2 separate regions of the Homo sapiens genome follow, and region 1 is linked to region 2. A link is a loop called in an ENCODE intact Hi-C map of the cell type or tissue named here. Cell type or tissue: natural killer cell. All regions are shown on one strand.

The links. Hi-C counts contacts between places; a loop is a spot of excess contacts. Peaks named below come from ENCODE experiments on the same cell type or tissue, not always from the same donor. Only the 100,000 strongest peaks of a DNase experiment are listed, where the experiment ranks them.
Region 1: it touches region 2 in a loop (3-fold over the local background); 3 of 110 quality-filtered maps call a loop at or near these places.

Annotation. Positions count from the first base shown.
Region 1 is chr1:67,335,762-67,338,261 of GRCh38, reverse strand. The region is part of intron 8 of IL12RB2 (interleukin 12 receptor subunit beta 2); the gene reads right to left. Among named protein-coding and RNA genes, the nearest start is that of IL12RB2, 29 kb to the right of the region's middle. In natural killer cell, no CTCF peak of the experiment used is centred here; DNase peaks (open chromatin) are centred at 861, 1,231 and 1,891; H3K27ac peaks cover 1,550 bases.
Region 2 is chr1:67,171,009-67,173,508 of GRCh38, reverse strand. All of the region lies in intron 3 of IL23R (interleukin 23 receptor), which reads right to left. Among named protein-coding and RNA genes, the nearest start is that of IL23R, 5.8 kb to the right of the region's middle. In natural killer cell, no CTCF peak of the experiment used is centred here; DNase peaks (open chromatin) are centred at 1,298, 1,878 and 2,438; H3K27ac peaks cover 1,466 bases.

The DNA of each region.
Region 1 (2,500 bases), 160 kb before region 2:
CACCTCCCAGGCTCAAGCAATCCTCCTGCCTCAGCCTCCCACATAGCTGGGACTACAGGTGCGTACCACCACGCCTGGCTAATTTCTGTATTTTTTATACAGACAGGCTTTCATCATGTTGCCCCGGCTGGTCTTGAACTCCTGAGCTCAAGAGATCCACCCACCTTGGCCTCCCAAAGTGCCGGGATTACATAGGCATGAGCCACTGCACCCGGCCTTAACTTACTCTTAAAACATGTGTTATTAAAATAACCCAAGGAAAGTACATGTGGCTTTAGCACCATAAGACAGAGCAAAAAAATAAAAATAAAGTATATGTGGTTCTTTTCTTTTCTTTTCTTTTCTTTTTTTTTTTTTTTTACTAGAATGCAGAAAGAATTCTCAACAGAGAAGATACAACTCATATAGAAAAACACTTTTTGGTCTTGTAAAAATACACTAATATAAATGACAAACCTTGTGTTCATCTCCATTCCTAGACTTATCATGGTATAGTACAATTATTTGGTGTGTGATCATTAGACAATGATGTACTTAAAGGGAAGTCCTATCTCATTTAATATGCCACATACCCAGCGCAGCACTTAGAATATAATAGGCTCCTAATAATTGTTAAGTAATGAATGAACAAATCATGTGATATTATCTATTTAATGCCAAAACACAGGCTGAACTGATTAAATAAATAACCACCAATCTGTAAGACAATGGTCAAATATGGCCCAACTTAATTTCAACCAAACATACTTGCAAAGAGACTAAATAATCAACTCCTGTATGTGTAAGTGTGAGTGTGTGTGTGCATGAGTTCATGCTCACGTGAGTGAGTGAAGTCATTTTGTTTCCTCTACCATCAAGTCACTTAGATTTGTTTTGATTTACAGCCAGGAGTGGAACCAGCAGAAACAACTCCTGAAAACAGGCTTCAGCTGCACCAAGCTAATTTCCTCAACAGTGAAACTTAGAGTGTATTTGAGGGGAGGCTGCGCTGGGGTTTTTTCCTAGGTTAGAAAGTTCCATCTAACCAGATGGAAATTTCTAGAAAATTAAGTCCCACCACCTGGATAACAGGAGATAAGAGAAGAGCAAAAGAGAAAGAAAGGGAGCGTAAGTACCCACATGTAGAGGGCAGGTGCTGTGTGGGCCCATCCACAGCTCCATCTCCCCTCCTCCTGCAGTAGTCAGTGTGAGCTTCAGAGCCAGGTCTGCGGGGTAAGCCCAGCTCTGTGACTTTGAACAAATGCTAACCACATCCTTCGGCTAGCTCCCTCATCTGTCAGATGAGGGTGATAATTCCACATATCACACAGGGTGGAGTGGGAATTTCAGTGGAGCGTGCTGACACATGGTGAGTGCTCAGCAAGTGTAGCTCTTGCTGTTTCCCGCATTTGAAAACTGAAGTGCTGAAAGGTTAAGGAACTTGCTTAAGGTCCCAGAACTAATCATCAGAGATGCCAGGCTTTGAACACAAATCCGTTTTATCCCAGAGCCCATAGCCTTGGCTCTGCACCGTGCAGGTGCCTGGCTCTGAGAAAGCTAATGGTTTCTCTGCGATACTTCCATCCCCCATCAGTTGGGCCTTCTTTTTGTTCTATCCTCTCCTTCATTACTTCCTTTTCCTGCCTTTCTTGCTCTACTTTCTTTTTTGTTTTTTTCTAAACATTCACTTCTTTTCTTTTCTCTCCTTTGCAGTAGTATTTACCTTTGCAGTGAGGACTTAGAGGTAAGCAACACTTATGTAAAACATTTTGAAAATGCTCTTAATTCTCCAGGAATATGAAGAGTGGCCCAGGAATCAAACCTGGGACTTCTATCTGCTAGCTTAGATGCAAAAAGAAAAAAAGCACAGGCAACAAAGGAAAGGGGATATGACGTTCACTAACCACCTACTGTCAGGTGGTGTCCGGACACTATATACATCATCTCGTTTAACCCTCACACAACGCAAGGGTGCATATGATTACATCTGCTTTACAGCTGAGGACAAGGAGGCTGGCAAAAGTTAAATGATTTACAAAAGACCTGGGTCTGGTAAATGGCAAAGCTGAGGACTGGACCCAGGTCTTGCTTTCCCCGAAGACCCTGCTTTTCCCATTACAGTTCACTACATTGACCAAGACCTGACTACTCCACAAACTAGATAATCCAGACATTTGTAAAATCAGGGTTTGGAAACCCGGGTGTGCTCAGTGTCAAAGCCAGTTGACTTGTACCACAGCAGTACATGTCTTCAGTTAATTACATATTGGTAAGAAATCTAAAGGGGACACTCACTGACTCATTAAAAATCCACAACCTAACAGATTATTACAGAGCTAAGAATCAAATTCTAGAATTATATTCTTTTCACAAGGTAAATTGCAAGTAAACTGAAATGTTAATGGTGCCTACCTGCAATGTATACCTTCATGGGAGAGAAATCATTAGTTGAATCTGCATGAGTCTCTAAAAAGTGTAACATTTCATGACCAGGGGTGTAAAATCACTGCTGCTTAAAGCA
Region 2 (2,500 bases):
ATTTAAATCATTTTGGAGTTTGAGTTGTGGTCCCTCATTGATTACAATGATTTGTGCTGAAGTTATTTTTTCCTCTGGTTTCAGATACAGAGTGCCATTGATTTGGCTATCAGATTGTTTGGGCTGTGTTACTCCACGGCATCTACATGAAGTGAATTCTTGGGGTTACAAATGTCTGGTGGTCAATTAACTTTGCAAAAGATCAAAAAGATGACTATACACACACATGCAAATAAGTGTTTGTTAACATGAAGCAATGTAAAGATGGGCCTGTGAGTATGCTTATGATAATAACATCAAGTTGTTGTTAGGCCTCATTGCCAGGTTATTCAATATCCAAGAACAAAACCTGGCTATACAACTAGATACTAGAGAATACTCTGAGGTATACAAAAGGGGGCTTATGTTTTTGCTCTTTCTTGCCAATCCCACCCCTCCCCTATTATTGGGACACTCAGGAATCACAGGCCAGGTTTCTTGTTAATTCAGAGTCTAGCCAAGGATCCCTTTCTACTGAGAACTTCTTGAAAACAGTCCGTGATTTCCTCTTCTTTGTACTTCTAGCATTTAACACATTTTTGGTGCATAGTAACCACTCAATAAAGTTTATTCCATGAATTGATTGGCTTGATTAAGATAATAACATGAAGGATTAAAATGGAGAGAGATGCAATGCTTCTGGCAAAGATCACTCTATAATTTCTTACTCAAGCAGGGCACAGGCCAGCCTAATTGTTCCGTAATCATACTTAATAGCAATGTTAGAAACAAATATTCAGAGGCTTTTATTGAATAACAAATGTGCTTTCATCATTGTAAATAAAGTCCAAAAGTTAAAATTTAAAAAGTCAAAGATATTTAAAATTTTAAACAAATGATTAAGTGGAAACATGACTGTGCATGGTTTAATTTGGTATTTTTAAATGAATAAAGACATCTTGTATTTTATCCCATGATTGGTGTGGCCTGATTAGAACAAATTTCCCATAATATGTGTGCATTTAGTCTTAGATAAGAATCTAAGAAGTGTCTAGGATTGTGGCTAAAAATGGAAATTGTGATAATATGGTTTATATTTCACAAATTATACATTAAAGCACAGCACTTTAAAATATATTTGGATAGCTTTTCAAGGAAAGCAATGACTCATTTATCTTGTCTTTTACAATTTGTCTCTAGTCTAAAAAAATACATATAATCATTTTGTTCAAAGCAGTGATGATAAGTTGACATAATAAATCTCACATGACAAATATCCTGTGATCAAAGTGGTCCAGTGAAAGCAATGTGATTTCTAGAATGCCACAAAACCCTCAAAAACCCTTTTTTGACCTACTTAAATAGGAAGTTTTGTTTGCTAAGAATGTAGAGCTCAAGAAGACATTCAGCTTGAATCCAGGGGTTTGAGTAAATTCTCACCTGGCAGTTACATTTTTACACTCATAACCAGAGGCCTATGTAAGGAGTTACAATTCACAAACTCAAAAGTTAAATAAGTGGAAAGAGTGATGTTCTTTCTAAGCAGCCATCGGCAGAGAATGTATTTCTATTAGGCTGTCCTGGAAGAGGAACAAAGTCCATTCTCTTACCTTCTACATTGCCTGGTGTTGGGTTTGGGGACAGAGGCCCCCCAGCCAACACTTGGGAGGGCTTTTGGGAGTAATCAGTTATACAAACTGCAACACACGGAAGGTGGTGTTAAATAAAATGTATAGGAGACCATTGTTTTGGACTGAGCTCCTGCACTAGGCCCCCACATACCAAACCAAAATGAAGTCACTCCTGTTAAGTGACATATAACCAAGCTGAAACTTTAAGGAAGCAGGTAAAACTCCCACAGACTAGTTTTTCCTGAAAACAGAAAATTCACAGCAACCACGTAGAAAGAGCCCAGTCAACCTGAGCAGGGATGATAAGGAAATCCCCTCTGCTTTAACCATTACAAGGAAAATAACCTGAAGTAACAATGTTAACCAATCTGGTAGTTTTTATAAAAATTTCTATTTCTTGTTCCTACCTTACAAAAACCAACTGTTCTGTTAGAATAGTAGAGCCAAAACTAAGTATATAATTATACAAGCCAGCCCATATCACTATAGTAACTTAAACACCTCCAGGACACTCAGAGCACATATCAGTTTTTTAGAAAGAGATGCTGCCGATTCATGAATCACACATAAAAACCTATCAGATCTAAAAACTAAATTTGCTGAAATTTTGTTTTTTAACAGAGACAATGTTTATTTTGCTTCCTTTTTTTTCCTCTGGCTTAAATTAACAACTAAGCTTTTTCTGTAACTGTGAAAGTTGCTTATTTGCCCTCCAAAGAAATTGTATAGTCTCTCTACCCAACTCCCACCCCCAAAGGATAAATAGTAAAGTATTTGGGCATTGAGGTTTGGTTATGTTTCCTGAGGATGTGGACAAGCTAAGAAGATTTCTTACATCAGATAAGATGTCTGCCTGCGGTTTAATTTCCACAATTTAGGGCAAGTTTAGC